Regions from separate parts of the Homo sapiens genome. Here regions 2, 3 and 4 are each linked to region 1. A link is an interaction called in ENCODE POLR2A ChIA-PET data of the cell type or tissue named here. Cell type or tissue: CD4-positive, alpha-beta T cell. All regions are shown on one strand. Each heading gives the region's core, and the rest is flanking DNA. Links, peaks and the distances in the headings are about the cores only. Region 1 overlaps LINC-PINT (long intergenic non-protein coding RNA, p53 induced transcript). Region 2 overlaps LINC-PINT (long intergenic non-protein coding RNA, p53 induced transcript). Region 3 has its middle 96 kb from the start of MKLN1-AS. Region 4 overlaps LINC-PINT (long intergenic non-protein coding RNA, p53 induced transcript).

Region 1 (5,904 bases), core at 835-4,834:
TGTTCAGAGTTTCTTCCTTCTGGTGGGTTCGTGGTCTTGCTGGCTTCAGGAATGAATCTGCAAACCTTGGCGGTGCGTGTTACAGCTCTTAAGGTGGTGCATCTGGAGTTGTTTATTCTTCCCGTCTGGAGTTCATTTCTCCTGGTGGGTTCGTGGTCTCGCCAGCCTCAGGAGTGAAGCTGCAGTGTTACAGCTTTGCAGTGAGTGTTAGAGCTCTTAAAGGCAGTGCAAACCCAAAGAGTGAGCAGCAGCAAGATTTATTGCAAAGAGTGAAAGAACAAAGCTTCCAGCGTGGAAGGGGACTGGAGCAGATTGCCACTGCTGGCTTGGGCAGCCTGCTTTTATTCCCTTATCTGGTCCCACCCACATCCTGCTGATTGGTCCATTTTACGGAGAGCTGATTGGTCTGTTTTACAGAAAGCTGATTGGTCTGTTGTGACAGGGTGCTGATTGGTGCATTTACAATCCCTGAACTAGACACAAAAGTTCTCCGAGTCCCCGTTAGATTAGCTAGACACAGAGCACTGATTGGTGCATTTACAAACCTTGAGCTAGACACAGGGTGCTGATTGGTGCATTTACAAACTTTGAGCTAGACACAGAGTGCTGATTGGTGTATTTACAATCCCCTGGCTAGACGTAAAGGTTCTCCAAGTCCCCACTAGATTAGCTAGACACAGAGCACTGATGGGTGCATTTACAAACCTTGAGCTAGACACAGCGTGCTGATTGGTGTATTTATAATCCTTTAGCTAGACATAAAGGTTCTCCAAGTCCCCACTAGATTAGCTAGATACCGAGTGCTGATTGGTGTATTTACAATCCGTTAGCTAGACATAAAGGTTCTCCAAGTCCCCACTAGACTCAGGAGCCCAGCTGGCTTCACTTAGTGGATCCCACACTGGGGATGCAGGCGGAGCTGCCCTCTAGTCCCGTGCTGTGCGCCCGCACTTCTCAGCCCTTGGGTGGTCGATGGGACCGGGTGCCGCGGAGCAGGGGGCAGCGCTCATTGGGGAGGCTTGGGCCGTGCAGGAGCCCACGGTGGTGGGGAGGCTCGGGCATGGTGGGCTGCAGGTCCTGAGCCCTGCCCCGCGGGGAGGCAGCTGAGGCCCGGTGAGAATTTGAACGCAGTGCTGGCAGGCCAGCACTGCTGGGGGACCCGGCACACCCTCCACAGCTGCTGGCCTGGGTGCTAAGCCCCTCACTGCCTGGGGCTGGCGGCGCCAGACAGCTGCTCCGAGTGCGGGGCCCACCGAGCCCACGCCCACCCGGAACTCGTGCTGGCCCACGGGCACCACGCACAGCCCTGGTTCCTGCCCGTGACTCTCCCTCCACACCTCCCCGCAAGCAGAGGGAGCCAGCTCCGGCCTTGGCCAACCCAGAGAGGGGCTCCCACAGTGCAGCGGTGGGCTGAAGGGCTCCGCAAGTGTGGCCAGAGTGGGCGCCAAGAGCAAGCGAGGGCTGCCAGCACGGTGTCACCTCTCAAAATGACTTAGAATGTATACCTGTCATACAACCAGTTTAGCTTGCTTTTCTAAAATGTTTTTAATTTTCAAAATAATGTTTAAAGAAGCCTTACTGAAGTTGATTGTAAAAAATTTCAAACTTTTAAGTGTTGCTAGGGAAATTGAACCGAAAACATATCTGATTATTTTACTCAAACTAGTGAACAGGGTTTAAATAAAGAGGGTGGAGGCTGGGTGCGGTGGCTCATGTCTGTAATCCCAGCACTTTGGGAGGCCCAGGTGGGCGGATCACCTGAGGTCGGGGGTTTGAGACCAGCCTGACCAACATGGAGAAATCCTGTCTCCCCTAAAAATACAAAAAATTAACCAGGCATGGTGGCACATGCCTGTAATCCCAGCTACTCGGTAGGCTGAGGCAGGAGAATTGCTTGAACCTGGGAGGCAGAGGCTGTGGTGAGCTGAGATCGTGCCATCGCACTCCAGCCTAGGCAACAAGAGTGGAACTCTGTCTCAAAAAAAAAAAAAAAAAAAAAAGAGTGTGGAGGACTCTTTTTAACTTTGCTTATGAAGAGAGTTTTGTTTTTTTTTTTTGGGATGACAGTCTGATTCTGGGTATTCATGCCTTCTCATTGGAAAATCACCACTGTGCTTTCTTCTTTTTTTCCATTTTTTTCTTTCATAGTTAGAGATGGAGTCTCACTCTAACTGTAACTGCGGGAGGGTAGTGATGTAATCACAGCTCACAGTACCTCCAGCCTCAGCCTCCCGGTTAGCTAGGACTATAGGCACACATTACCACACCTAGCTAATTTTTTTTTTTTTTTTTTTTTTTTTTAAAGAAACAGGGTCTCACTCTGTTGCCCAGGCTGGTCTTGAACTCCTGGGCTCAAGCAGTCCTCCTGCCTCAGCCTCTCAAAGTGCTGGGATTACAAGCACTGAGCCAGTGTACCCAGCCTTTTTTCTATTTTGTTCTTGTCTTGTATATTTTACATTTTATAGCTTTTCATGTTTCTGAAACCACTTACCACATTTAGGCCAAAAGGCAAAATAATAAAAAATAAAACCAACCTCACCTAAAAAAAAGTTTAAGGATTAAGTATTTCCATATACCAGTGTTGAACAGATTTGAACAATATATTTGATTTTATGCTCTCCAGTTGCTAAAGTGAGGAAAAGAAACAGAATTATATTGTTTTCATGTGCTGACAGCCGGAAGCATGTAAACATCTGCAGAAACCAAACGTTTCCTGGAACTAAGCTTGAGCAGAAATCTATCACGTGGACCTTTGTTTAAAGAACCTTGTGAAAAACCACAGTTATGTAAAAGATCCAGGAGCGCAGTTCATGTGGATTAGATTCTCTAGGAGGCAGAGAGTCTAAGGAGATCAAAGAAAACAACGACTTGGGAAGTGCATGTGCTGAGCGCTGGAGCCAAACTAGCAGAAAGGAGTTTTAGAGGCACTGAATCCAGGCCTCTGGTTTTTGGGGACTGTAGTAAAGAAAGGAGTTGAGGCCTGGTGCAGTGGCTCATACCTTTGGTCCCATTACTTTGGGAGGCTGAGGCTGGAGGATGGTTTGAGGCTGGAAGTTCAAGACCAGCCTGGGCAACAAAGCAAGACCCCTTTTCTAAAAAAAAAAATTAAAAAAAAATGGATGTGATGGTGTGTGCCTGTAGTCCTAGCTACTCAGGAGGCTGAGGCAGTAGGGTCAGGAGGCAGAGGCCGGAGTTGAAGGCTGCAGTGAGCTATGCGGGTACCACTGCACTCCAGTCGGGTGACAGAGCAAGACCCTGACTAAACAAAAAATAACAACAAAAAAGGAGGCAGGGGTTTAGAAAATACCATGATTGTTAACAGGACCATCAGATTTCATTTTTTCTAAAATATTAGATATTGTCAGTGTGGTTTTTATATAGGTGCTGATTCTGTTCTGTTCGTCTTCAAGTAACAAATGCCTGCAGTGGAGATATCTTATTTTGATGATTAACAGGAAGCTTTTAAGCTTTGAAGAAAGCAAACAACATTTTCCATGGACCTTTAAGAGCTGGGCTAATATTTTTGCCCACACAGAACTCTAATTCATTTCAGAGTCAAGGGCAACAATAGAATACTTTTTCAAGGACCTTGCATTTGTTAATACAGGTTTTCATAATAGAAAGCAATTTAAATATTCAGAACTAACGTAACATGGAAGAAACAACTTTTTCCTGAAATATTTGAGAGACAAATATAACAAACAATTCATCTTTACTATGACAATCTCAACGGAAAGACTTCAGTGTGGTCATATTAATGCATTTTCTGTTCCCAGCAGGCAAGTAAGGCAAGGGAAGCATCAGCTCCCAGGCTATTGTAGTCATCCAGATGGAGATGAGGTAGGCTCAGATGGCAGTGGTGGGAGCAGGGAGAAGTAGTTAGAATTCAGATGTAGTTTTAAGATTGAGCCAACAGGGTTTGCTCATGAATTGGGCAGAGGATATGAGGGAAAGAGAAAACTCCATCTTGGAGGATGGAGTTACTGTTTCCTGAGATGAGCAAGCCTGTAGGAGCTTCAGGCGTGGAGCACTAGGGGAACATCAGGAGTTTGGCATGGCATGATGTTAAAAGGGGAATGTCTATTAGACATCCAAGCGGAGATGTCAAGGAGGTGGCTGAAAATATGAGCCTTGAGTTCAGGGAAGAGGTTCAGGCTCTTATTTAAGGTGCTGAGACCCATTGAGATGACCAGGAGGAGAGCGTATAGACAGGAAAGTTTGAGAATTGAGAGTCCTGGGTCGCTCTGGCATTAAAAGGTGGATAATGAGAAGAAGTTTAAGGAATGGCCAGTGAAGGAGGAGGAGAGTCAGTAGGTTGTGGTGTCCTGGCAACCCAGCAAAGAAAGTGCTTAAAGAGGAGAGTGATCAGCTCTGTCTGTGCCGCTGGCAGGTCCAGTAAGAGGAAGACTGAACAGTGAACATTAGATTGAGTGAAAATGGTTTCTGCTGCTTTTTTGCCCAAGTAGTCTTGAATGAATTCAGTTAACCTGTCTCTGGGGATAACAATGGTACTTACCTCATCAGGTGGTGGTGATGAACTGTTTATTTATTTAAAAAAAATTTTTTTTGAGACAGGGTGTAGCTCTGTCACCCAAGCTGGAGGGCATTGGCATGATCACAGCTCACTGCAACCTTGACCTCTTGGACTCAAGCAATCCTTCCGTCTCAGCCTCCTAAGTAGCTAGGACCATAGGCATGCACCACCACACCCAGCTAATTTTTTATTCTTTGTAGAGAAGGAGTCTTGCTATGTTACCCAGGTTAGTATCAAACTGTTGGACTCAAGCAATCCTCCTGCCTTGACCTCTCAAAGTGTTGGCATTACAGGTGTGAGCCACCATGGCCAGCCTATGAACTGTTTAAGTGGATGACCAGCCTAGGCAAGAAAGATGCCATCTCTAAAAAAAAAAAAAAAAAAAAAAGCAAAGAAAAAAAAAAAAAGCTGGATGTTGTGCCATGTGCTTGTGGTCTCAGCAACTCAGGAGGCTGAGGTGGGAGGATCACTTGAGCCCAGGAGTTTGAGGCTGCAGTGAGTTAGATTGCCCCACTACACTCCAGCCTGGATGGCAGAGTGAGACCCTGTCTAAAAATAAACAAATAATGCTCACTTTGGCAGCACATATGCTAAAATTGAAACGATACAGAGAGGAGTAGTGTGGCCCCTGGACAAGGATGACATGCATATTTGTGAAGCATTCCATCTTTTTAAAATTCAATTTTAAAAAATTTTAAAAAGAAATAAGTAAATGGATGAGATAATTCCTTTAAAGCACCTCTTCCTGTACCTGGCTTTTGGGTATTTCACAGTTGAAGACATTGCTGGCTTTAACAATAGCAGTTTTAGGGGAGCAGTGGGGACAAAGCCTGATGGGAATGGGAAGAAAGAACTGGAGACAGTGGATGGAGTCAGCTCTTTTGAGTATTCTTATAAAACTGGATTAGAGAAATGGGGAGTTAATTCGTGGGACCCTGGGGTCAAGAGGAAAGGCCAGTAGGCAAGAAGGCCTCCCTCCCTCCCTCCCTCCCTCCCTCCCTCCCTTCCTCCCTCCTCCCTCCCTCCTCCCTCCCTTCCTAAATCCACAGACCTTCTATGGTGATTGGAATCATCCTGTATAGAGGGAAAAGCTGATGATGTAGTTGGATTTAGGACCATAGATAACAATGGACCAAAATAACTAGATTGTCCTTGCCACCTGCCCCCGCTTCTCAGTCTTTTATTCATTCATTTAACAAATATTTATTGTAGGTTCACAAGGTGCCAAGGACGAAGCTCAGGTGCTGGGAACAGTGGTGGTTAAGGGACTAATCAAACAGGCATGAGCTCTACACCCTCATGAAGTTGTCACAGTCCGGTGGAGATAGGCTTTCTAAAAACACACAAATACAGATTTGGATGAGCACTTT
Region 2 (5,904 bases), core at 1,234-5,233, 96 kb after region 1:
CATTTTGGGAGGTCGAGGTGGGCAGATCACCTAAGGTCAGGAGTTCAAGACCAGCCTGGCCAACATGCTGAAACCCCCTTTCTACTCAAAATTCAAAAATTAACTGGGCATGGTGACAGGCACCTGTAATCCCAGCTACTCGGGAGGCTGAGCAGGAGAATTGCTTGTACCCGGGAGGCAGAGGTTGCAGTGAGCTGAGATTGTGCTATAACACTCTAGCCTGAGCAACAGAGCACGACTCTGTCTGAAAAAAAGAAACAAACAAAAAAAAGTGTTATTTCTGAGAAATAACACTCAGAAAAAGAAAAGATTATTAAACTTTTGTTAGCAGAAGAAGTACATATTGCCTCTTCATGAAGGAATTTCAGTCTTTGTTCTCTGTGCTGACCTGATATTATTAATAAATTTTTTTGATAATAATTACCTAGCAGCACTTTAAATTCATTTCCCATTTTAGAGCTGAGGTATACACGCACACACACAGGCACACATACACAGTGTACAAATATATATATATATATTTGCTTGAGTGTTAATATATAGTCCAAAGCTTACTGTCCCCTATGTAGCAAACTAATGCTCACTAGTGGAAGTGAAATTTGGCAAGGGATCTTAATCATCAAGATGATATTCTCATTCATTTAAACTTTATATCTCTGCAAAATTTTGTGTTTCTAAAATGACCTTGAACTTGCAAATATATTAAAGGTGTTGTTTCCAAAGGGATACAGATGGAAATTATAATTTTCATGTCAGGGTCCACACTGGCCAAATATGTCCCAGAATTCCTAAGCTCAGTGTTGCACGTAGCATGACTGGACATGACTTTGAAAATGTTTCAATGTATGCCCCACTTTGAGACGCAAAGGCATGCATAAAATAAAATGATAAAGTATTAATTTAAAAAATCATCAACGTCTGAGAAAATAGAAAACAGAGCCTTTGGGGTTTGGCAGCATTGCCTCTGTAGCGACCCTGGGGGTGAGTTGAGAAAGTGGGCCCAAATAAGGAAGGCCTGTGGGCCCCGCAGCCCACCCGCCACAGCAGCGAGCATGTGAGGATATTGGACCTTCACCCAAGATTTCATTTAGGGGAATACAAGGGGTTTTAGTGCTAACACAATTTGAGAAACACTGCCCCAACAGATCTGCATTTACCTATTAGGCAAAACACTTGGAATACCAAATGTACCAGATCCGCTCATAGTAGTAAGTCAGAAGTCAGCTTCCTTCCCCTTTGTGTTAGGATACCACCATGCGTAATCATCCTGAAACAAAGGTGCGGGGGAGGATTTGGAAAACTTGTTCCTAAATAAGCTGTTTTCTAAGTTGAGCTCCCCTTCTCTAGAAAGTTTCCTTAGGAACATTATGCATATTGGAGACAAAGATAAAACCCTTTTTATTAAAGTAAAAAAAATGTTGATAGTTGTTGGTGATGTCCAAATAATATTTTCAAGTCATATTATAATGATGGGGTTTCCCCCAGTACTTTGGATTGAAATAAACGGGTTAGAATGGAGAACAGATGACAGGAGTCTTCTCTGAAATTTCTGAGAGGCCACACAATCTTAGGTTGAATAAAGAAGGAATAAGAATAGGAAATACGGGGCCGGGTGTGGTGGCTCATGCCTGTAATCCAAACACTTTGGGAGGTCGAGGCAGGTGGAACACCTGAAGTCAGGAGTTGAAGACCAGCCCAGCCAACATGGTGAAACCCCATCTCTACTAAAAATACAAAATTAGCCAGGTGTGGTGATGGGCTCCTGTAATCCCAGCTATTTGGGAGGCTGAGGCAGGAGAATTGCTTGAACCTGGGAGGTGGAGGTTGCAGTGAGCCGAGATCGCGCCACTGCACTCCAGCCTGGGCAACAGAGTGAGACTCCGTCTCCAAAAAAAAAAAAAGAAAAAAAAAGGAAATACGGAAAGATGATGATTTGTTTTAAATACATTTCCAACAGTATTTCTCTGTTTCCTTTTTTAGAAATCCTTTCTGTTCATAGGGCAGTTGGGGTAGAAATGGACACACTTAGCCAGCACGGCTTCTTCCGTGGAGGATGCACCATGTGTCCCTGCTGTGAGATGTAGACACCTGAGTTTGTGTGTTCAGATACTTTCGAAGAAGTTTTTTTGGTGAGACTTCTTTGGCAAAGAAAGCTGCATATAAAGTTGTTGATGCAGTGTCTGGAACATAGTAATGATCGATGCAGGAGGAAGATAAGGGGGAAGGTCCCTGGAGAGTCTCCCACCAGCCTGTGCACTGGGAGGAGGGGATGGAGCCTCAGGAAGTTCTCACCCTTTGCAGCTAGGAGCCTGGCCTCTCCTGTTCCTGGGTGGTGAGTTGGGATTCAATCTGTGAGATGGGGGCCTGTTCATAAAAACTCATCTTGCTTTGCTGAGAGTCTTTTTCCTTTTTGCCCAATAGATTCCATAACCCCTCACCCTTCAAAGGGTCTGTGTGCGTAACTTTTCCTGGTCATGTGACAAGAACCCAGTTTTTTCTACAATAGTAAGGAATCAGTGAGCATTAGTATTCTTTCTCTTTTTCTTCCTCTTCTCTTTGGCAGTATATTTTTCGCTTTCCAGCTGTAGCATCTGTTAGTGTAATATTCATATTTGCCCTCAAGTACTGCATTTTCCAGGTTTCTGCAGCTTGGACTTTTCTGTCTTGGTGGAGTGAAGCAGAGGTAGGTGGGGAGGGGAGATCAAGTGAACCCAGCCTGGCTCTCCTTTTATTTCCCTGGAGTTAGAAGCCACAAGTTGTCCTGAGGAGGCTTTGCTGTTCTTGTCACTCCTGACTTCAGCAGGAATCAAGGACAAAATAATTGAATGATAAAGGAAGATGGAAGCAGCTATAATCAGCTGTTCAGTTCCAGTAACAGGAAAAGTAGTCCTCAAACTTTAGAGGACATAAGAATGACCTAGGATGCCAGTTAAAATTCATTTTCCTGGGCTCCTCCCCAGAGATTCTGAGTCCAAACTTAGGTAATTCTTAGTTTTTAATGTTTTGGTTGATCACTAGTATAGCACAAAGATTAATATATTTTTAAGAGTTTTTACCACTCTTTGGTAAAGTTTGCTACCCTCAGGGAGCCCCAAAATTACGGCTTAGAATTCTTGGCTTAAAAAATGAGCCAAACCATCCCCATACCTATGTATGACTCTCGGGCAGTCATGTAACACGAACAAGCTTTGGCAGTGGTGTGAGACTTATTTGTAAATTGCCAGTGTCAACATAATTCTTTTCTCATTGGCATTGCCTAGTTAAGGAGTCAAGTCTCACTGTGGTTTGTTCTCTCTGTGGTTTCCGTAGGGTTGGGGAGAAGGCTACAGAAAAACGAACCCTTTCTAGTTTTGACTGTCTAGGGAGTAAAAAAAAAAAAGCCTGTCATCTTTCTGAATTAGGATATAAGACGCCTGCCCTGAAGGTGGCAAATCAGACTTCCACACGCATTGCCTTCATTTAGCCAATAGCCCGCTCTGAATGTGTATATTACGATGTGCAGTTTCATTCATCAAGGGGATTTCGGGCTCCAGCAGCACGCAGCCTCCAGTCTTGAGTGACTCCTGGGCTTTGGCTCAGCAGTAACTCCTCCATAAAAACAAGTGTGTGCATCTGGCTGTTAGAAGAATTCATGCTCATCCGGGTAAGGATAAACTGGAGAAATTATTCCTTTTTTTCCCTTTGGGTGGTTTTGAGGTTTTAGAAAAATTGATCCTCTCTTTGAGAAGAGTTCAGAACTATTTGTCTGAAGTTTTTCCATCCAAACTGCTTTATCGTATTATCCACTGTCTTACCCTTTTCCTGTGAAATCTACCCTCTTCAAAACATAGTTTCATTTTCAAATTTTAAAAGATAAGATTCCATTTTTCTTTCCGTGCATGAAACTTTAAAAATTAAATCACCACAGTTGCTACTGGCTTAGAAGTGGGGTCTTATATTTTTAGGAAGTATACTTTAAAAGTTAGGCAGAGGGGAAATCTATGTTTGCATTTGATTTATGAAACAGTGACTGTTACATTAAAGGGCGGATTTTCAGACATACTACTTGATCTGCTCTGACAAGCTATGAGCTCTCTCTCTCTGCCACTTTTCTCCCGAACTGTGTTCTAATGGTGGAATCAGCTCATCTTTTTTCCTTAGGCATGTGGTTTAGTCTGTGTACATTCAGCGCGGTGGCATTTTTCTTGAAGAAGTGACTAAGGCTTCTTGGATGAATTCTGTCTTTGAAAGAGGTAGTAGAATTGCATCAGAAAGGCATTTACAGTAAATGGCTACCCCCCCTTCCTGTAATGACCGCATGTGAAAGAATGCATTAATTCTTGTTTTGAGGAAATGAGAGTTGTAGAGTTCTATGAAAAACTCCCTTTTTTATCATTAGTTAGCCAGGTTTGAATGTTCACATTTTAAAAATCAGGCTCATTTTGTGCTATCTAAATAAAAGTCACAAAGATACAGCTTTCCACTCCATGTTCTATGTGGAGTAACCAATCATCCTGAACTCAAAAAGAGGAAATTATGTTGAATATGGCTACAGTTAATGGCATAAGCCTAAACTAAATTAATTTCTTCATAGTCTTTTTTTATATTAAGTTACTGTGCTTCCTAGCTATGTTGCTGATTTGTCCATCAGGATTTGATTCTCAGTGCGACGGACGATGAAGACTAAAAGGAAACTCCCATAGATGATCTGGTCAGGAGTTCTCATGGAAGCAGTACCGCCCCCTAGGTGACAGAGTGGAAATTTATGAGGGTATTCTGGTGGTACAATGAAGGATTTTTCTGGTTTTTTTTTGAGATGGAGTCTCACTCTGTTGCCCAGACTGGAATGCAGTGGTGTGATCTCAACTGACTGCAACCTCCGTATCCTGGGTTCAAGCAACTCTCCTGCTGCAGCCACGTGAGTAGCTGGGATTACAGGCCCAAGCCACCACACCCAGCTAATTTTTGTATTTTTGGTAGAGACGGGGCTTCCCCATGTTGGTCAGGCTGGTCTCAAACTCCTGACCTCAGGTGATCCGCCGGCCTCGGCCTCCCAAAGTGCTGGGATTACAGGCATGAGCCACCTCGCCCAGCCTAATGAAGGATATTTCATGAGTGAGAGCGAGAGAACTTAATGTCCCACAGTAGAAAAGAGATAAAGAATTGCCCTGTAGTACACATGACTTTCAGTTATCCTGTTGGACATTCGTGTAGGGAAAGATCAGTTTATAATTTTCTGAACCTAGACTTTATTTTTTCATAAAAATGCAAAATAATTTTTGCATACTTTTAATATACACAGAATAGATTCATTTTCATTCTCTGGTCCACCTATACTACTTCTTTCATTTTCCTGCACTTTTAATATGGAAAGCTTCTAATCTGACTTCTCTTAAATACAAGCTTCTTCTTTATAAGTAAGTTACAAGCATCTATTTGATTACATAGTTAATTGTACCTGAAAATTATTTATATAATGAAATGTGAAGTATTTTTTATTATAAATTGCTTCTTTTAGATTATCTTTTATGTACATTTAGGATATTCATGTTTTAAAGCTGCATGTACAGTAGTTAATATTATCAACAAATTTGATTTTAGAGTAGTAAATGGGACATGACAGAATTTTTTTGTCATATAAAGAGAGCTATGAGAATAATGGATAGGGTTTTGAACCAATGAACCAATCCGTGCCTCAGCGTTTAAGGAAGGAGGGTATGCAAATTACCCAGATAGGAGGGATGCTTATCTTCTTCATGAAGTTCCCCAGGGAAGATTTCACGTGTACCTCATTAATTTGTATTAGTATTTTGAAATCTTCATAGTAAGCTAGTTCTTCTGTATTAATATTTTCTAGGAGTCTTCATATGTCACTCTAAAAACATGACCGGGCCAGGTGCAGTGGCTCATGCCTGTAATCCGAGA
Region 3 (5,904 bases), core at 747-4,746, 170 kb before region 1:
GCAGCCTGACACGACAGCATTTCTCTGAGGAGGGGAAATTGCTTTGGGAGAGAGAGGTATTTTGGGCAAAAAGCAAAGTTCCTTGGATCTCCAGGGAAAGTGATGCTAAATTCTTCAGTACAGAAGAGCTGGAATTGAGAATGGCTTGCCATTCATTGAAGGAAAGAGCTGGAGAGTTAAAATGTAAAGCAAAACTCAGTATCACACATCATCCCTAAGTCCACACATCATTTTTTCTCTTTCCTATTTCTTGGGAACACCACCAGAAAAGACAGGCTTCCCAGAACACAAGCTGGCCTAGCCAGTTTACACGAGTCCTCTGGAGTGTACTTGAGACCCCTGGCAATTCTGAGTCAGGAAATTAGTGCAGCTGAAGAACCCCTGGAGACTGGAAGCCTAGGAAGCAGGGAAACTGGCATATTTGGGGACATTCACACGTTAAACAGAAATGTGAATGCTTGAGAAAAAGTTACAACTAATGAATTTAGTTAATTTTCTTCTTCTTCCCCTATCCACTCTCTTAGACTATTTTTTGAAAATAAAGGCCGGGCGTGGTGTCTCACACCTGTAATCCCAGCACTTTGGGAGGCCGAGGCAGGCGGATCACCTGAGGTCAGGAGTTCAAGACCAGCCTGGCCAACATGGTGAAACCCCGTCTCTACTAAAAATACAAAAATTAGCCGGGCGTGGTGGCAGGTGCCTGTAATCCCAGCTACTCGGGAGGCTGAGGCAGGAGAATCGCTTGAACCCGGGAAGTGGAGGTTGCAGTGAGCCAAGATCATGCCTTTGCACTCTAGCCTGGGGGACAAGAGCAAGACTTCATCTCAAAAAAATAAAATAAAATAAAAAGAAAAGGAAAGAAAAATGCTTTCTTTTTTATTTAAAAAAATGCTTCTTCCTATACCCTTTCTGAAAATAAATGCCTTATGGAAGATCTAGAAAAAACATAACTCTGGTATGTGTTTTTACTATGATGTTTGTGGCTTCTCCTCTTTTTGTTGTTTTTCTTCTCAGTTGGCAGAAGCTAAAGGATATTTGATGTCTTAAAGTCCAGTAGGTCATAGCCCCACTGGTAATTAGTTTTAAAGATTTTTAAAAGTCTCAATTAGTACATTCATATTATTTGAATAAATTATAATTTTAAATATTTAATAATTCTACGAGTAAACCATTTTATACCTCATATATTTTTATGTTCCTAAAGTAACAATGAATTTAGTCTTGTAAAATATTTTTAAAATATCTAAAAACTTTGTTTTGCATAGATTTTCATTTCTTCCCCAGACTAATTTGGTAGATGTTTTCTTTAAGGGCCTCACAACTTCTGAAAAGTATACAACTTATGTATCACCAAGACAGCATCATAGGGAAAATATGTTATAACCCTGTCATGACGCAAAATATAAACTTTATTTTTATTTATTTATTTATTTATTTATTTATTTATTTTTTGGAGACAGGGTCTCCTTCTGTCACCCAGGCTGGAGTGCAGTGGCATCGTAGATCACTACAATCTCAATCTCCTGAGCTCAAGGGATCTCCCACCTCAGCCTCCCGAATAGCTAGGACCACAGGCACATACTATCTTGCCCGGCTAATAATTTCATTTTTGGGTTTTGCTTTGTTTTTTTGTTTGTTTGTTTTTTGCCAAGACAGAATCTCGCTATGTTGCTCAGGCTGGTCTCGAACTCGTGGGCTCAAACAATCCTTCCTCCTCGGCCTCCCAAAGTGCTGAGATTACAGGCAAGAGCCACCATGCCCGGTCTAAACTTCGTTTTGAATTAAACACTTACGCCACTTTCTTTGTACTTATTATTTATGCACTCATTTCACTCATTCCCTCCTTCCACAATTATTTGCTGAGTCCCCGCTTTAAGCACATAAAGTGAGCATCATACTCAGTGGTTGCCTTTCCTCATGATCAGTGCTTTTCTCTTCCTAATTATTAATTATTTTTATTTATTTATTTATTTTTTGGAGATGGGGTCTCCCTCTGTCACCCAGGCTGGAGTGCAGTGGCATCGTAGCTCACTTCAATCTCAACCTCCCAAGCTCCTTTCACTGTGTGCACACCAAGCTCACTCTCTAGTTATCTTTGCTGGTAAACTCGTGTATGTACTAAAAATGTATTCAATTGAGGAGTACAGTTTTTCATTTTAACAAAAAGCACACAAACTTCCCTAGTTCACTGCCAAAAACTCAATATTCTTTTAACTATTTGCGAGATTGGCAAATCAGTTAATCATTGGATGTCATTATAATTCTAGGAAGGTGATGGAAAGCCAATCAATATCACTATAATTATAAAGTAATAGATTCAAAAGACTTCTCTGAGACCTGGTTGCCAAGCTTATTCCAATGTTATATTAACAGTTTATATATATAAAACCCCCTCACCTAAACCAATCCTATAAATTTTTCATGTGTGTAGTTACAAGAATCTAATCAAAAGGAAAACTACTCTTTTATTTCTTTGTGGCAAAGGAGCTAACATTTCTACATGAACTGAAATGAAAAAACTTAATAACATCACTGGGATCTATAATTTTTTGTTCTGACATCTTTAATCACTTCGCTATTAGAGTATCTTTATTATAATTTCTCAATTTGTGCTAATAATGAGACCTTTTACATGTTCTTCAATAAGTCAATTTCAGAACGTGTTTTTAATATTTTTTAAATGCTGGAGAAAAATTTTTATATGGAGGTAGGAAGCAAAGTTAAAATCAATCACTGATCCAAATAAATAAAATATGATGTATATAACATTAAAAAATTATAGGAATGAATTTTTTGTTTGTGTTTTTCTGTGTCCTTCATGTTCGCTGAACTAAATATTATAATTTCAGTAATTTTTAACACTCTAAAGGAGAAAATATTGTAATAATATTTGGCTAGGTAAAATAAGAATCACACGTTTTATTTTTATTTTGCGACATTTGTGGTTCTTCAGCATGACATTGGCATTCTTCCTCTTCTGATGCAACTTCCTTCTCTGTTTCATTTTGTTTTGGTTGAAGTTGTTTCAACCTCCCCCTTCTCTGAGCAGTCTTTCAGCTTGTCTGAGGTTTTGAGCTGTCACTTTGTTTTCTGAATATCTACTTTTGTTTTTGGTGGCAACACCTACATATAAACATCTAGCCACCCATCCAAATGGACACACACCTACACACACTCAGACTCATAGACACACAGACGCAGATCTGCACGCACGAGCATGCACACATGCCCAGCCTCAACGCATCCATCCTCCTGCAGAGAGTTCAAACCACTCCAGCTGTTTCCTGGCCCTGGCCACAAGAGCAACAGTAGAGTTCTAATGTCAGTTCTCTGATTGGAACCAGCACTAATAAATGCTGCTGCTTCCAAGGAAGCCCTTACGTCACCTGGACCAAGGGGAAGACAGCTGTACAGGTTCAAGACGATGGAGCCAAGTGCTTCAGGCTGCATGTAGTGATACACAGGGGGAAGAAACGAGAATTGGGGTTGTACCTGAAGTGCTTTGTCCCAACTATCTTTTGACAGCCATGTACTGATAGGTTAAGACTCAGTTCCTAAGTATCAACTCTCTGAATCTTTTCCTGACATGCTAACTGTCCCTCCTCTGTACCGCTACAATCCTGTAGTTAAATGTTTATCTTCTCCTCTCCTGCCCTGCCAGGCCCATCAGATTTAAAACCTTTTTTTTTTTTTTTTTTTTTTTGAGACAGAGTCTTGCTCTGTCACCCAGGCTGGAGTGCAGTGGTACGATCTCCGCTCACTGCAACCTCGGCCTCCCAGGTTCAAACGATTCTCGTGCCTCGGCCTCCCAAGTAGCTGGGACTACAGGCGTCACCACCACGCCCAGCTAACTTCTGTATTTTTAGTAGAGACGGGGTTTCACCATGTTGGCCAGGTTGGTCTCGAACTCCTGACCTCAAGTGATCCATCTGCCTCGGCCTCCCAAAGTGCTGGGATTACAGGTGTGAGCCACTGTGCCCGGCCAAAAGAGACATATAAACAGAAGCCATGATGTCCCGGTCAGTCGCAAGATGAGATGGAGGCTCCCCATGCCATTACTCTCCCAGACTCAGTCAGGGCTTATATACTGTAGGGAAGGAAGGCACAGGGCAATTGAAATTGACCCTGCAGGGAAAGGCAAGAATGCCATGTGAACCTGACTAATGGTAGGATTTATGATTAAGGTTGTTTTGACCTAAGGGCAAGATGTATGGTAAATACATGCTCTTACATAAAGAACAACAGATAAACTGGAAATCTTAGAAGCCTTCCCAGAACTGGGGTTAATCAGAAGTCAACATGACGGATCAACATCCAAGGTGCTTTGGCCCCTACAAGGGACTACATATGAAAGTAACTCAGCAGCAAACAGAGCAGCTGCCTCCTCATCATCCCCACCACTGGGATTTCTTCTGGTGACCAATAAATAAGTTTGTAAATCAAATATAAAATACTAAGCCCTCCAACTAAACAGACCCCCTTTTGGCCAAGGGGGCCCCAGAAAATCCCAAAAAACTGAATTCCCAGCCATGATGAGAAGGGAGGTGGGACACACCTCCTTATACCTCCTCCCTTTTGGATTTGGGCACAACTGACCCATATTAATATTAAAATAGAGACCATAAGACTGTCAAAACAGACTTTTTATGGCAGTAAGATACCAAATTATAAACAAGACCCAAGGCCATGCCAGGCAAGGGTTAAGTCACACCCTACAAACCACAGAATCTTGTTAAATGGGTTTTTAAAAATTAACCTGGTATAATGAGGCTTACTTTCCAACCTGACTCTAATATAGCATCACAGGACAGCAGACCCTGAAGGAAATCAAAATATTTTACCCCGAAGTATATTTCTTTGACATAATTTGAAGTAGCCCTGCAAAGCCATCACGAAACAGGGAAACCTGCATCTGTAGAGAATCTCTGTTAATGCAGCCAGCCTTTGTTAGATCTAAGAGAGATTCACCGCCTAAGTGTGGTGGCTTGGGCTTGTAATCCTAGCACTTCGGGAGGCTGAGGCAGGAGGATCACTTGAGCCCAGGAGTTCGACACCAGCCCGGGCAACATGGCAAGACCCCATTACTACGAATAAAAAAAATCAGCAGCCTGTGGAGGCGTGGGCTTGTGGTCCCAGCTCCTCAGGATGCGGAAGCAGAAGGATCACCTGAGCCCAGGAGGTTGAGGAGGCAGTGAGCTGTGGTCTTGTCACCACATGTGTCCAGCCTGGGTAAGAGAGTGAAACCCTGTCTCAAAACAACAACAACAACAACAACACACACACACATGTCTGAAAAGAGACATTGACCATCTATTCTCTCAGAGGGCTGTGATATAGGAGGCTTCCTCTACGTAACAAAGCCCTTGGTCCCCACAACTCCTCTACCTTAACTCAGACATTTCTTTCAACTAACTTCAGATCTTTAGATAATAGCTTAACTCTCTCAACCAATCGGGTGTGGGGGTGGGGGATGGGCATCACACACTGGGGCCTGTGGGCAGGTGGGGGGCTAGAGGAGGAATAGCATTAGGAGAAATACCTAATGTAGATGACGGATCGATGGGTGCAGCAAACCACCATGGCACGTGTATACCTATGTAACAAACCTGCACATTCTGCACATGTACCCCAGAACTTAAAGTATAATTAAAAAAAAAAAAAGAATCCCTAAAACCCACCTACGGCTTAAGCCCCACACCCTCCCCCTACATTCTGCTTCCAGATGTCACACCTTTTTGGGCTGAACCAATGTACACCTTCTATGTATTGATTTATGTCTATGCCTGTAACCCCTGCCTCTCCAAAATGTATAAAACCAGACTATAACCTGACCACCTTAGGACCACTTACTCAATAATTCTTGGGTTTTTGTTTTCTCTGGGCTACAGTCACTTCTACTGGCTC
Region 4 (5,904 bases), core at 884-4,883, 110 kb after region 1:
TCCAAGGCCCTGAACCCCATGCCCTTCCCTCTCACCTTCTCAAAGACTTTCTCTCTCTGACCGTGTACTTTTTATTCCCCACTGACTTTGTCCTGCGAGCACTGAAACCTACTTAAGTCTTTCCCATTTTAAACAACACAGGCCTTCAGTATCACCCTGCCTTTCATTACCTCTCCATTCACTTCTCCTGCCAGGGCCAGCCTTTTGGATGGATTGTCTCTAGTTACTCCCTCCCTGTCCTCACTCCTGCCCACCCCTCAGGCTGTTCCAGTCTGGCTTTTGCACCGGTGACCAAGTGGATTCCGCTGTAGCCAAAGCCAATAGTCGCCCTCCTCTCTTTCCTGTGGGCCACGTTCGTCAGATGCATTTGGATTCTTGTCTTCCCCAACCTCTCAGTGGTGAGCAGGCTTTGACTCGTTCTCCTCCCTGGCCTTTGAAGACTCACCCTACCCTTCTTGCTTTTCCTTCTCATTGCCCTTTTCAGGTTCTTTCTATCAGTCTCTAAGCTCCTTACTAATATTCCAGTGCCCACTGGGCATCTGCACTTGAATATCTTTTTGGCACCTCATATCCAAGAGGTTCCAAATTGATCCAAATACCCAAGCTTGAAACCTGTGACTTATTGATCCTTTCTCCTCACCTTCAGAATCCAGTAAGAAGGCAAATCTGGTCAGAATTCTACCTATCAACAATTTTCAAACCCATCTACTTTATCTGTCATGTCCTTCTTCTTGGTCACCATGACCTTTTATCTGTGTTAATGGATTAGCAACTCTCTCCCTGCTAAATTTTCCCTAATCCATTCTCTGACTGCCTTCAGGGCGATGCTTCTAAAAGCATCCTCATCCTTCTCCTTCCCTGCTTTAATTCTTACCCATTTGTTAAATGTCCTGTACCCAGATTGATGGGGGCCTCTGCAGAGCACGTGTTCCAGCCTGTGCATAACCAGGTCATCACAGCACTAACAAGTTCATGGGGAGTTGGAGAAGAGAGTTGTTTCCCACTCCACAGAACTTTATGAAAATCCCAAATGTAAATCAACCACTCCTGCCCCAGAGCTCTTGGTCATGGGCTTTGTATCCCTTCCATCCTTCCTCAGCCTCTCCCATCTGTAGTAACCCTACCCTATTTCTCCCTCTTTACTTATTCAGAGCATCACAGTTCTTTCCTGAATGTTCTGATCCTTAAGTTTCATTCCTGTCTTGTCTTTGTTTGGGTTTCCCTAGAAGCAGATTTTGAAAAAACATGCAATCTGGTCTGACTTCACTACTTAGGAGCTGTGAGACCTCTCTGTGCCTCAATTTCCTCATCAGTAAGATTCTACTTTATAGGATTGTAAGGAAGATTAAATTATGCATAGAAAGTTTTAAAGCCCTATCTGACCTATAATGGTGGTCAATAAAGCTTGCTGTGATAACAGTGATTACTATTATTATTAAAAATATCACTACCTTCGGGTTGCCATCCTCAACCAATCTAGCTAGAACAGATTAGAGCCCCCTCTTATGTGTACTAATAGCATTGTATGCCTCCTTTACATTGTAATTGCCAGTTTGCTACAGGAAGGATGATGAAATATTGTTCATCATCTAGCACCTAGCCCAGTGCCTGGCAGAGTTATACAAGATGTACTCAAGTATTTTTTGAACAAAATTAATGAATAAAATGACTTGTAGAAAGAGCCTTCCAATTACACTTGCTTTCTTACCTTTAAATAGCCACCTCTTTAAAAAAAATAAAACACGGCCAAGCATGGTGGCTCATGCCTGTAATCCCAGCAGTTTGGAAGGCCAAGGTGGGCGGATCACCTGAAGTCAGGAGTTCGAGACCAGCCTGGCTAACATGGTGAAACCCTGTCTCTACTAAAAATACAAAAATTAGCTGGGCATGGTGGCGTGTGCCTGTAATCCCAGCTACTCAGGAGGCTGAGGCAGGAGAATTGCTTGAACCGAGGGGACAGAGGTTGCAGTGAGCCGAGATTGCACCATTGCACTCCAGCCTGGTCAATAAGAGCGAAACTCCATCTCAAAATTAATAAATATATTAAATAAAACACAACAAACAAAATAGAACTCTTCTCCAGGGGCTTGTCTTTAAATCTGGCATTGCTCAGTGACCTTGGGGAAGCCTCTTTAGACATCTGAGTCCTGGAACAGTTCTATCTGAGAGCTTCTGTCCAGCTCTAGAATTCTTTAAATCTGTGGTAATAGCACAAAATGGGTATCGAGTACATTTTAAGGACACTCAGAGTTTCCCTTATGCTTATGTTTTTTCCTGTTGATGAGAAAATGTCATCATGTTGCTTGGATTTGTAGGTTCTTTCCTAGTTGTGGGGAATTTTTCCAAGCTGGCTATTATGAGAGGGTCTCAAAAAAAAACCACAAAGAAGTTTGGTATATTATGTTCAAATTACACACAGTATCCCTTCTTATTTTCACTTTTGATCTGGATTTTCACTTCTGAGCTGACTTCTATAATTTATATTTAAAGAATTTAGTCTCAGAAATAAGGTCATTTGATGCTTGCATCATTGACACTCCTAAACCTTTCTTGCATTCCAAATCGGAAACTTATTCAGGACTTCTAATTCTGATGGTTTCTTTCTTTCTTTCATATATTTATAGATGAAATATATATATATATATATACACAGATAAGACTATATCTATATGTAAATACAGATACTTAAAATATATATGTATATATTTTAATCGTGGTAAAATATGTAACAGAAAAATTACCATCTTAACCATGTTTAAGTACACAGGTCATTGGCATTAAATACATTCATGTTGTTGTGCACCCATCACCATCATCCATCTCTGGAATCTTTTCATTTTGCAAAACAGAAACTCTGTCCTCATTAAACAACAACTCCCCATTCCCTCCTCCCCCCAGCTCCCCTGAAAACCATCATTGTACTTTCTGTTTCTTTGAATTTGACTATTCTAGGTACCTCAAATAAGTGAAACCCTACAGTATTTGTCCTTTTGTGACTGGCTTATTTCACTTAGCACAATGTCCTCAAGGTTCGTCTAATGTTGTAGGATTACAACAACATTGTAGCATTGACATGATTTCTTTGCTTTTTAAGGCTGAATAATATTCCGCCATGTAGATATGCCACATTTTATATATCCATGTGATGGACACGGGTTGATGGACACAGGTTGCTCTCATGTTTTGGCTGTTGTGAATAATGCTGTTAGGGACGTGGGTGTACAAATACCTGTTTTAGTTCCTGCTTTCAGTTCCTTTGGATCAAATAAGTTATTGATCCTTCTCTATTGACGCTTCTGTTTTCATGGACTCTTGCCTTACTCTTTTGATCATTTACTGTTCCTCCCCCCATCGACCTTTGGGCCATTTTTCTGGTAATGTCCCTACTATCAAGGTTCTCATACTTCAGTTGGACCTCACAGAACTGCTGCCTGGAGAAAACAGTTTGACAGCTAAAAAAAAAAATATGATTCATTATCACCTCCTACACACACACCAATTCCTACTGTTTTCTGAAGGTATACCAGTGGTTCCTAAATTAAAAAAAATCTCTTGGTCATAGGGCAAATTTTTGTAGCTATCGATACTCTGTATTTTGAAATTTAACTGTTGATAATAGTAGCTTCTTGATGTATTAGTCCTCTAATTGTGAAACTGTTATCTGTTTCTTATTATGAAAACAATATATGACAATCACAGAAAATTTGTAAGGTGTAGAAAAGTATTACACACAATGGCACTACCTAAAAGCAACAACTATTAACATTCTGATGCATAGGCTTCCAGTCTCTTTCATGTAAATTTTTACATAGTAAAGATCACATTGTTTTGCACCTTCTTCTTTGCATTTAATAATAAATATAAGAATTTCTGGCTGGGTGTGGTAGTTCATACCTGAGTAGCTGGGAGATTGAGATGGGAGGATAGTCTGAGCCCAGGAGTTCGAGGTTACAGTGAGCTATGATTGTACCATTGCACTCCCCCTGAAGACCCCATCTCAAAAAAAAAAAAAATTTCTTGTTCAAAAGTATTTGCAAATATTTTCATGATTTTATAAAGCTGAGAAATATTTAGAGGGTGGTAATTAGCATAAATAGAATTTTTCCAGTTATAAAAACAATATATTACAGAAAATGCCAACCATCTCAAGATTATAAAGAAGTAATAAAAAATCTAATGTCTCCGTCTGCCCTTTTTAAGCTTTTTTAATGTATCCTAATCCAGTCTGGAGACCAGCTTGTCCCTCCCTTCTTCTTCACTTTCTTTCTTACCTGGCAACATTAGTATCATGTTTATGTATGATTTTATATTCAGCATTTGCACCCAATATTATATTTTGTCATTTCCAGTATCATGAAGCATTCTTCAAAAATCATGATTTAAGCGTACGAATTTTTACTGTGATCTGTTTAGTCACATGCTCCATTCCATCTTTGGATGTTTAAGTTGTTCCCGATTTTATGCTTTTGCTAAGTATGTCCTTGCCATAGTTATCTTCCTATGTATCTACGATTATTTCCTTAGGAGATATTTATAAACATCTTAGGAGTCAAAACAGTTTTAAGGCTGAAAAAATACATATATTGCTAATTTCCTCAAATGGTTGTCTCACCTCACTTCATGAGCTTTCCTTTTTTTGTTGTCCATCTTTGTGATCGGTGAAATGAATTTCGGTGTTTGCTCATGAAATCGAGCATTTTTTTTCATATTAATTGGCCTTTTATATTTTTGTGTGAATTGTCTGTTATTACATTTTACCTTTTACATTCAAATACTATACAGAATATTATCCTGTTACAGCTATTTTATTTTTTGCTTACCTTTTTATTTATTTAGAGACAAGGCCTCCCTCTGTCACCCGGGCTGGAATGCAATGATGCAACCATAGCTCACTGCAGCCTGGAACTCCTGGGCTCAAGTGATCCTCCAACCCTGGCCTCTGCTAGGACCACACATATGTGCCACCATGTCTTGCTAGTTTTTAAATTTTTTTGTAGGAACAGGATCTCACTACATTGCCCAGGCTGGTCTCCAAGCCTTGAGCAATCCTCCTGCCTCAGCCTCCCAGAGTGGTGGGATTACAGGTGTGAGCCAACACACCTGGCCTTTTTTTGCTTACCTTTCAATTCTGTTTGCTGTTTTTTGACATATAGGGGTTTTAAATTTTGTTGCAGTTGGATTACATTGCCTTTTGTTACTTTTTTCATTGCTTCTATAAAGCTAAATCTTCTTTTCCCATTCCAAATTCAGAAATAATTTTCTACTAATTTAGTTTTCTTCCTTTTTTTTTTCCTTTTATATTTAGCTCTTTAATCTCCACAGAATTAATTCTGGTGAATCTTATGAAGTAGGAGTTAATTTTACTTTTTCTAGAATATTATCTGGTTCTTGTGTTTATTCAGAATCCCAGTATAGCTGTGACATGAACCAAAACAAGTGATTTTTCTTATTTTAGTGCTTTGATTTTCCCATTAGGAAAAATGAGGAAGCTGTGAGTACCAGTGGAAGGAACGAGCCAGGAAGAGGGACTGGAACCATCTCAGAAGCCATGCCCCTCAGGCTGGAACTTGCCCTGTCTCCTCGCAGATGAGGTAGGAGGCTCAGCACGGGCTGGTGGGAGCAGCCCACAGCAGCAGTGAGGGTCAGTGGGCCTGTGAGTTAAGAAGAAGGTGGCACAGAGCGAGGGTCTCTGGATCCTGACTGTTTGACTTTTCCATGATTAGGATAAGTAGCCAGGGCTTGGCTAGTTGGAGAGTTACTCGAACCTCAGGTGACAGTTGTAAGGCAGCACATAGTGAAAAAGAGTCCTAGCCTGGGAAAGTCCAAAACCTTAGGTCTGGTTTCAGTTCACTCACCTATCTCTGTGACATAGCAAAGTCTGTTAATTTCTCTAATTTTCTGATT

Evidence for each region. Peaks named below come from ENCODE experiments on the same cell type or tissue, not always from the same donor. Only the 100,000 strongest peaks of a DNase experiment are listed, where the experiment ranks them.
Region 2: POLR2A ChIA-PET joins it to region 1 with 11 read pairs; 15 of 35 experiments call an interaction of 5 or more read pairs at or near these places.
Region 3: POLR2A ChIA-PET joins it to region 1 with 8 read pairs; 5 of 35 experiments call an interaction of 5 or more read pairs at or near these places.
Region 4: POLR2A ChIA-PET joins it to region 1 with 5 read pairs; 11 of 35 experiments call an interaction of 5 or more read pairs at or near these places.

The regions. Positions count from the first base shown.
Region 1 is chr7:131,054,189-131,060,092 of GRCh38, reverse strand. The region is part of intron 2 of LINC-PINT (long intergenic non-protein coding RNA, p53 induced transcript); the gene reads left to right. It also overlaps the pseudogene RNU6-1010P. Among named protein-coding and RNA genes, the nearest start is that of LINC-PINT, 53 kb to the left of the region's middle. RefSeq lists cis regulatory regions at 797, 826, 984, 1,132, 2,786 and enhancers at 725-869, 754-898, 912-1,056, 1,060-1,204, 2,714-2,858 and 1 more. In CD4-positive, alpha-beta T cell, for the core only: no CTCF peak of the experiment used is centred there; DNase peaks (open chromatin) are centred at 2,212 and 2,732; H3K4me3 peaks cover 1,514 bases; H3K27ac peaks cover 2,984 bases.
Region 2 is chr7:130,958,862-130,964,765 of GRCh38, reverse strand. All of the region lies in intron 5 of LINC-PINT (long intergenic non-protein coding RNA, p53 induced transcript), which reads left to right. Among named protein-coding and RNA genes, the nearest start is that of LINC00513, 48 kb to the right of the region's middle. RefSeq lists enhancers at 3,511-3,600, 4,154-4,243, 3,570-4,769. In CD4-positive, alpha-beta T cell, for the core only: no CTCF peak of the experiment used is centred there; DNase peaks (open chromatin) are centred at 3,405, 4,235 and 4,715; H3K4me3 peaks cover 2,170 bases; H3K27ac peaks cover 2,794 bases.
Region 3 is chr7:131,228,919-131,234,822 of GRCh38, reverse strand. It overlaps a transcript of MKLN1 not described here. Among named protein-coding and RNA genes, the nearest start is that of MKLN1-AS, 96 kb to the left of the region's middle. RefSeq lists enhancers at 2,927-2,976, 3,387-3,436. In CD4-positive, alpha-beta T cell, for the core only: no CTCF peak of the experiment used is centred there; a DNase peak (open chromatin) is centred at 3,092; H3K4me3 peaks cover 756 bases; H3K27ac peaks cover 726 bases.
Region 4 is chr7:130,945,407-130,951,310 of GRCh38, reverse strand. LINC-PINT (long intergenic non-protein coding RNA, p53 induced transcript) reads left to right here. Exons shown (of 8, transcript NR_170176.1): 6 at 5,476-5,591. Among named protein-coding and RNA genes, the nearest start is that of LINC00513, 35 kb to the right of the region's middle. RefSeq lists a silencer at 248-416. In CD4-positive, alpha-beta T cell, for the core only: no CTCF peak of the experiment used is centred there; a DNase peak (open chromatin) is centred at 2,890; H3K4me3 peaks cover 496 bases; H3K27ac peaks cover 2,626 bases.